2 separate regions of the Homo sapiens genome follow, and region 2 is linked to region 1. A link is an interaction called in ENCODE POLR2A ChIA-PET data of the cell type or tissue named here. Cell type or tissue: Caco-2. All regions are shown on one strand. Each heading gives the region's core, and the rest is flanking DNA. Links, peaks and the distances in the headings are about the cores only.

What was found. Peaks named below come from ENCODE experiments on the same cell type or tissue, not always from the same donor. Only the 100,000 strongest peaks of a DNase experiment are listed, where the experiment ranks them.
Region 2: POLR2A ChIA-PET joins it to region 1 with 5 read pairs; 2 of 35 experiments call an interaction of 5 or more read pairs at or near these places.

Annotation. Positions count from the first base shown.
Region 1 is chr5:54,382,032-54,386,430 of GRCh38, forward strand. All of the region lies in intron 1 of LINC01033 (long intergenic non-protein coding RNA 1033), which reads left to right. Among named protein-coding and RNA genes, the nearest start is that of LINC01033, 63 kb to the left of the region's middle. In Caco-2, for the core only: no CTCF peak of the experiment used is centred there; DNase peaks (open chromatin) are centred at 2,081 and 2,560.
Region 2 is chr5:54,438,186-54,442,584 of GRCh38, forward strand. No RefSeq gene overlaps it. Among named protein-coding and RNA genes, the nearest start is that of HSPB3, 15 kb to the right of the region's middle. RefSeq lists enhancers at 1,798-2,299, 2,576-2,635. In Caco-2, for the core only: no CTCF peak of the experiment used is centred there; DNase peaks (open chromatin) are centred at 746 and 2,496.

The DNA.
Region 1 (4,399 bases), core at 236-4,235:
CAGCATGCTCGTTAAGAGTCATCACCACTCCCTAATCTCAAGTACCCAGGGACACAAACACTGCGGAAGGCCGCAGGGTCCTCTGCCTAGGAGAACCAGAGACCTTTGTTCACTTGTTTGTCTGCTGACCTTCCCTCCACTATTGTCCTGTGGCCCTGCCGAATCCCCCTCTGGGAGAAACACCCAAGAATGATCAATTTAAAAAAAAAAAGAAAACCAAAAAAAAAAAAAAATCAAAAAAAAAAAAGTTTCACTTGCCTATTGAGCTCCTATGCTCTGCCATCAGAAGAGCATGCCTCAGAAAGCAATGGCTCCAGAATATGCTCAATTAGAAATGGGTTCTTGAGACTCGCTCCCAGATTAAAGAAGCATTCAGAAAAGGCTTGAACTCAACCTACTGTGGGAAGCCAAGTCCAACGGAACTCATCAGAACCACAGCTGACACACAGATCTGAGGACAAGAAGATCGTATTTGTTGTTGTAAGCCACTGAGATTTAAGGGGTGATTGTTACACAACAAACACTGACTAATGTACATAACTAATAAGCTTATAAATCAGGGTTTTGGAGGCTGATCTAATACAGCAACACAGATCATGGAAAAAAAAAAGGAAAATTTTAAAAGTTATCACGGAGAAGGATCTGAAGTTTATGATAAAAAATGATGGGCTAAATCTCTCCTCCTACTTGATTTGGGAACATTGGTCATCACCCTGTGATACACCTGGTGTGCTATGATTTTCAAGAATAAGGAATGTTAGATTTCACAGTTGCTTGCTGTATGGAATCTGAAAGTCGCTGAGGTCCTTAGTCTGCTAGTTGCCTCCCAGCCTCAGCATAGGTTGTGTTGGTGCCTGAATGGTTTTCCCTATTCAGACATGTTCTTGTTAACTTTGATGTGGTATCTCTTTTATTTTGAGACAGAGTGTTACTCTGTCACTCAGGCTGGAGTGCAGTGGTGCAATCTCAACTCATTGCATCTTTCGCCTCCTGGGTTTGATTCTCCCACCTCAGCCTCCTAAGTAGCTGGGATTACAGGCGTGCACCGTTATGCCTGGGCTAATTTTGTATTTTTAGTAGAGACAAGGTTTCACCATGTTGGCCAGGATGGTCTTGAACTCCTGACCTCAAATTATTCACCCACCTCAGCCTCCCAAAGTGCTGGGATTACAGGTGTGAGTCACTGTGCCCAGCCCAGATATGGCATCTCTTGATGCCCCATCTGTATCCTAGAAGTCAGGGTCCCCTTATCTTCTGAGCCTGTACCCCTATATGAATGGAGAAGGAAGCAAGCTGTATGGTCTGCAGAAGTATTTGACTGACTAGTTTGGTATTCTGAAATTTAAACTCATTGCCCTTAAACAATGTGCTAATGTTCTCCACATGTTATGCAACAGCACCACTTTGTTTTCTGCTGTGTTTCCTGAGACATTTGAGTTCTTCATCTTGGCTTTTTGGTAATCAAAGCTTTCCCAGTCCAGCTGAATCCTTTCTTTCTAGGCCTGTCAGTACGTAAAGTCCTTCCCTATTCCCTGAGGAATAACCCAAGGTCTCTGTGCCTTTGCTAGGTCTGTTTCTTTTGGGTAGAATGCCTCTCCTGCTCCTTTGTCCAACCTAACCATTTTGTACTCCTCCCTGTAATCTCAATTTGCACATCACCTCTGTGAAGCTTTTCTCACTGAGTCTGTCCTTTCTACTCCCTAGAATTAGTCAAACCTCCCTCCCAATAGTTCCTTGCCGGTACTCCAACCATGGTGTGTATGTGTTGAGAAATAAACAAGCCAGAAACAAACTTAGAAGTTCCTTAAAGGTGTCAACCTTAAATAATGAGATTCAAAAAATATATTAAGTATAGAGTTTATTCGAGTGCAAAGTTTGAGGATAGCCACCCAGAGACATTGACTCCAAATGAATGCAACAAGCATTCCAAAGTAGAGAAGTTAAATTTCAGCAGCATGGCAACATTTTCCATACACGACCAGTGCACACACACATCACAGTGATTTGATTGGTTACGAACTGCTACATTCTAAGGAAGATTGCTTTATTACTCCAAGAGGAAGAGTAGTGAGCTGAGGGAGTCTTATCTCTGGGGAACTTTGTTCTTAATTATTTACAGAAAATAAAAAAGGCAGAAGTTGCAGCTGCATGCCATGTGACTTAAGCTGCATAGCCACATTCCTCTCAAGGCTCAGGATAACTTCAATTTCAAACAGCTTTAAGTTTGAATTATTTTAAGTTTGAATTATTTAATTTCACAAAGGCTACAGCCATGTTTTCTCTGCTCTTTCCTCAATGTGGGATCCTTCATGTCATTGAATTCTTTATTGGACATCTATTATGTATAAAGCCCCAAAAGATAACTGATGAGGAGTTTTTTTTATCTCAGAGTAGGATGGAGGTGTGAGGCCAGGGAGCAGAGCCTGCTCTAGATGTTACCACTTTTCTCAGGGTGCTTAACCTGCTTCAGTGCGGCCGTTGCTACCGCCCGCTGGTGCACTTCTGAGGTTATTCTCCACCGTGCCAGAACCTCCCGCCATCCTCTGCTAGGGGAAAGATGAAAGAGCATACTATTTACTTTTTTTAGTCTTTATACTTTGCCTCCCTTGATACCAAAGGATGGGCAGGAGCATGTCTGACCTCCTGATGTGGATGTTGCAATTGGGTTGAGGCTGCTGGATTTACTTAGTACCAAATGCTCTCTTTTGCCTGACTTCCTGCCAAGCCTAGGTGCATATAACCACTTGGGCGGTGGCCACCCCCAGTGATTTGAACTTATAGGACGGTAGAAGTATGTGAATCATGTTGCTTCAAGAAATTCAGTTATTCTCCAAGTTCTAAAATAAAATCTGGTGGATGTTTGTTAGAAGCTAGGTACTTAACTCTTCAGAAAAAGGAAAATCTGAAAGAAAAATATATTTAAAAGTGGTCTAAGATGGCTGCAGATTGGACATAGACAATAGAAACTAGGCCTATGAATTAAAGCTGAACCCTCACCAGCAAGGCTGCAGTCTGTCAAATATTTCACTGATATGTACGAATTATAATACAACCCTATCTATCAGATATAGCATAAAGGCAGGATAAAATCAATCATCCCTCTCCAGACCCTAAGATGCCCACATACTTGCTAACCTTTTACCCTATATAACTTAACCAGACTGTTGCTTTATCTTATGTACAATGTCTCTGAGCACCAATCAGAATTGTGAGAATGTCACCTTTACTTTATTACCCCTTTCTCTCATTTTCTATGTAATGGAACACATGAATACCGTGCCTCATGTAACCCACTCTGAGACTCATTATCGGTTTGTGCTAAGTCAGTGTTTTCAGGGGCTATTTGTCCTCAAACTTGGCTAAGGTGAAATTAACTTTACATTTTTAACATTATAATGCCTTTTGTTTCAGCTTTCAGTCAACACGTCAAGGGAAGGAAGAAAGATTAAATATTATTTATATACCTGTGTCTCAGACAGGCAGAAATGTAGGCTTTGGGATAAGCGATGGTCTGGAGAACCTGGAGGGAGAGACAAAGAAATTGCAACTCTTTGGGCTTAAACGGAAGCTTCAATTAGAGAAGAGAGTTGAAATGGAGAGAATTTCTATTGTCTAATTCAAGGCTGATGGGCTTCCTAAGTGTTTTAGGCTAGAATGAGCTCACATTTGGAGAATATTCTGAGCTCTTCAATAATACTTAAGATATATTAGGCATGATCAAATATGTAGTCATTTAAAGATGTTTCACTTTTTTTCCCTTTCAAAATTCTATTAGAGTTCTCAAATGCAAGAGCTGGGATAGAGAGTTTCTTCATTTCTGCAAAATGAAGACCATTGAATTATTTCTCTCTGTGATGAATTAAAAAAAATGCTGGGTCTAAAATCAAATCGTCTGCAAGTTTAAGACTTTGACTAGCTCAGATTCTGGCTATATTAGAATATTTGAGCCTGCTATCAAGTATAAGAACATGTGCAGGCCTCCTTTTTACCTCCTTCTATGAGTATTTTACCTTCTATTTCAAAATCAAGAACAGGAAATCCAACCCTGAGGGTTCCATTCCTGGCATATTTATGCCCCAGGCAGATTGAGAGAATAAAATAGACTTTTTACAAATGAAGAGATATCACGCTTTTTAGCCTGGGACAGGAAACTTTAGCTGTTGCTAAGGCAACTGCAGAGTTCTGGCTCTTAAGCTGGCTGTGCGAGGAGTATCTCAGAGCCCCAGATGCCTCTGCTGTCACTCACTGTCAGACCAAGTGCAAAGGACTTGGTAGTGAACTCACAGAAACAATGAGACCATTTTTGAATTCTGAAAAGCAAGTGAGGACTCTCAAGACAAAGTATACATATGGTACCTGCTATGGTTTGAATGTTTTTGTTCCCTTCAAAATACACATG
Region 2 (4,399 bases), core at 257-4,256, 56 kb after region 1:
GGAGACTAGCCATAAGGATTACATCAATGGGCCCGTTGCCACAGGTTCCTGATGGGCTTGGCCAATGGAAAGCAGCAGGTAGAGCATGAGGTCAGAGTATATTCTCAACTCCTCACCTGTCAGTCCACAGGGGGTTGTCTATTTCTCTCTGCAAAGGGTTTCTGGTCCTGCTATGTGGACCCCTCTCTATATATATTTCTTACTATGGGTTCAAGTGGCTACCTTCTCTCTTTGGCTTCTTCAGGCCAAAACTCCCTGCTCTTGCTGGCCCTGGAGACACTGCATTATCCCTGTGTTTCTCCTAGATTCTGCCCACCTTTGTAAATAGTCTATATTTTGAACCCTTCTTCAATTTCTCAGTTTGCAGATGCCGTATTCCCTGCTGGGAACATGACTGACACATTCAAGTCTCCTCGAAAGCAGTTATTTCCAAGATGGTATAAGATCCTGTCCCTGCCTCAGAGGTCAGGAACAGTGACCTGGAACAGAACAGCTTTGTGGATAACCTAAAAGCATTTTGCAAGCATAGAGGGTGAGGTGATTAGCTCTATCTGATTGAGTTGGGGAAGGCTTCTCAGAAGAGGAAACAGTATAGTCTGACAGGAATTTTCCATACAGAAAAAGGAACTGCAAATGCAAACGCATGAAAGCTTGAAAGGGATGGCCTTTTGGAAATCTAGAAAAAAGTCTCAGCAGGTAAAGGTCAAGTGTGTGCACACAGGCTTGTTTGCAGGGAAGGTAGGAAGGGGAAGAGGCATGCGGTGAAGTTGTAAGGATAAGTTGGTTGCGGAAGATGCAGTCTTGAAGGCAGTAAAGTCTAAAAGTCTATAGTTCTCTAGAGGTCGGAAAGTATAAAAGTCTATAGTTCTCTAGAGGTCAGTAGAAGTGTTGTACAGTGTTGTAAGAAATGAAGGTAATACATTTCATAAAAGCACATGCTGTAACTACCAAGATATTATCACAAGGAGGTAGTTAAGAGATGGCTAGATTGTTGCAACCCTAGATGGTGACACGGTTAAGTTAATGTTTTGTAGAAGGAAGGGAAAGAAATAAACACTTAAGTGTTTACTCTGTGCTAGCGTTCGGACATAATATTTCACTGTAGGAGACATGCCTGTTGACTTTGCATCTTTCCATCTATAAAGCCAATGAGATTGCCACTGGATAGTACATCTTGCTTTGGGGCTTAGAAAAATACATCATCAGAATATTCCACTGTGAGGACCCCTGTCTGACACATATACAGACAGTCCCAGACTCATGATTTTTCAACTTCAACTTACGATTTTTTGACTTTATGATAGTACAAAATTGATACACATTTAGTAGAAACCATATTTTAAATTTTGTGGGTTTTTTTCCTTTTTATAAAAAAGAAATAGGGTCTCACTATGTTGCTCAGGCTGATCTCAAACTCCTTACTTCAAGCAATCCTCCTGACCTAGCCTCTCAAGTAGCTGGGATTACAAGTTCCAGCCACCATACCCAGCTTAATTTTGATCTTTTCCCAGGCAAGCTATATGTGGTATGATATTCTTACATGAGATATTTAACACTCTACTATAAAATAGGCTTTGTGTTGATTTAGCTGATTTAGCTTACCTGCAGGCTAATGTAAGTGTTCTGAACACATTTAAGCTAGGCTAGGCTAAGCTATGATGTTTGGTAGGTTAGATATACTAAGCGCATTTTTGGCTTATGATATATCTAAGTTATGCTGGGTTTATCAGAACATAACCCCTAAGTCGAGGAGCATCTGTAGTGGTAAACACATCATTAGGGTTTTTAATTTGATTGTTACTGAGAAATTGTTGCAGGTTGTGAGTTTCTAAAATGAATTTTAATTAACTCCCTTCATTGCTGGTCCTGGGTACTAGAATCGTAGGACCACGCATGGGTTGTGCATGTGTCCACACCCCACAAGCCCCAGTTTCTTAGTGGTCTCTCTAACTCCTCTTGTGATCAATAAGCTAAGGTACTCTACGTGCATACATGCTAGCTTTCATTTTCATGTAAAACTATGCAGAATAGTGTCTGGAACCCACTGGATACTCCATACATGGTCTCTTTTGATCTTAAAAGAACACAGCGAGGTGGGCATTCAGTAACTTGTCCAGGTTGAGAGTGGAGTCAGGATTTGAACCCAGGTGACCGTATCTTATGTTCTTGATCATCACGCAAGGCCACCTGTCATTGAGACTTGAACAGCAGATGGGGCCGGGTGTGGTGAATCCTAGCTCTTTGGGAGGCTGAGGAATGAGGATCACTTGAGCGCAGGAGTTTGAGGTTGCAGTGAGCCTCTGTGCTACTGTAGCACGGAGTGACTGTGCTTCTGTACTCCACCCTGGGCAACAGAGCGAGATCGTATCTCAAACAGTGGAATGACAAAGAAAGCAAAAATCAAAAAACAAAAACCCCGAATAGCAGATGGGCTGTGAGCATGGAGCAGATTGCATCAGCTGCATGAGCCTTCATTCTTCCTCCAGAAGGGCCTCCAAAGACAGCTTTTTCAAAGTCTAGGCTATAAAAATACCACCTTGAGTTTCACTTCTTTTCATGTATGAGATCTTAGATCTTAGTTCCTGTTTGCTTTGCAAAGGACATAAAGAGCCTGCCCAAGCATGTTCCTCTAGAATTCCCACCGAAACCAGGAAGATAGCACAGGAAGCTGCCTGTGGACTTAAAGGACCCCAAGAAGACCCTTCAGCCCTAAAATATGTTTCCAATAGCTCATCTTGGTGTCTGAAATGTCTTTATTTGAGGGTTATTACTTCAAGTCATGAGCTTTTTGGGGTTTGAGCACGAGAATAAATTTCTTCATGCTCTTCTGCCAGTATGTATTTGCTCTTTAAAGGCTAACAGAAACCTATTCAGTCCAGCTTTAGAAATAAACAGAACTGTATCCCAGTGATATAAGTGTTACTTCCCAGAGCACAGGGGCAGATAATGGCTTGGGAATTGGCTCTTGGCAATTTTTTGGTTTCTGGGCAATTCCTAGTTCTAAGGCAACTATTCTCCCCGAAGCTGTGGGATGCCCTGTTTCTGCTGCTCGCTACAGAGCCAGGACAGTGAGGCCAACATGAAGGCTGGTGTGGTCTGCCCTGCTTTGGCCTTCCTATGGCAGGAAATAGCCGCCTGAACTCCATGCAGACCTCAGTTAAAGGGCCTAATGCACACCTAATTCATGCCCCAATAAGGGCCTAAAGTCTCAGAATCTCAATTCCAAATCTCCGGTCAAGGGTCCGCCCTGGGTCCACTCACTGGACAGGGGTTGGGGCCGCATGCCAGGGCCATAGTGCTATTGGATCAGGCTTTCAGTCAAGGGGGCATACAAGATGGGTTTTTCAAGAGTGTGGGGAAATGACAAGAATCTCCCTTATAACATCCCAAGGACAAATGCCTTCCCTCCAATTAATTAACTCCTCATATCTGATGGCAGGGTCCTCAGATAAAAATGTGCTTATGGGCCAGGCATAGTGGCTCATTTATATAATCCCAGCACTTTGGGAGGACAAGGAGGGAGGATTACTTGAGCCCAGGAGTTTGAGACCAGTCTGGGCAACATAGTGAGACCTGGTCTCTATAAATAATAAAAAAGAAAATTAGCCGGGCATGGTGGTACACACCTGTGGTCCCAGCTACTTGGAAGGTTGAGGCAGGAGGATCACCTGACCCCAGGAGGTCAAGGCTGCAGTGAGTTGTGATTGTGCCACTGCGCTCCACCCTGGGTAACAGAGTGAGACCCTGTCTCAAAGAAAAAACAAAGTGCTTCTGAATCACCTGCCCCTCTGCCAGTCTTTAGTGCTGGAGAAAAGGCAACCCTGGCTGGTGGTATGAAATGAATGGAAAGGGAGTTGCTGGGGCTGGGGAGTGGGTGCACACAGAATAAAATGATAATGTTTTTGAGAACACTTTGGCAGGCTATGTGTAATTAACATGATACTCAAGTGGATTTTTTCTTTTTTCTTCATTTTTTTTTAACCTGGAAGGGACTTTGTAAATGTAGTTCAGTCCCTTGCCCTATTTTCCAGCTGAGAAGTGGGGTTCATGGAGGTTTTGGTCATCTACCCGGTGTTAGGAGACTCATTAGGACTCCTGTCTCCTACCTTTGCCTTTGATTGCCAGTTCTTCCCTCTACTCTCTGCCCTAGTATCTCCAATTCTACATTTTCTTTATCTTGACGTCCTTATCTGATCTCTCAGTTAAACTATGTTGTGGAAAAATAACTCCTAAAGCCCCAAGAACCACTTCTGAGCAAGCCATAGCAAGTATTTCCTTGGAATTTCCCTCAGGTTAAAAAGCAGACTTGAGTTTCTCAAGCTTAGTAGCTCAGCAACTAAAAAGTAATGTTAATATCACCAAAGGGCTTAAAAGTAAATTGCAGAAAAAGAATAAATAT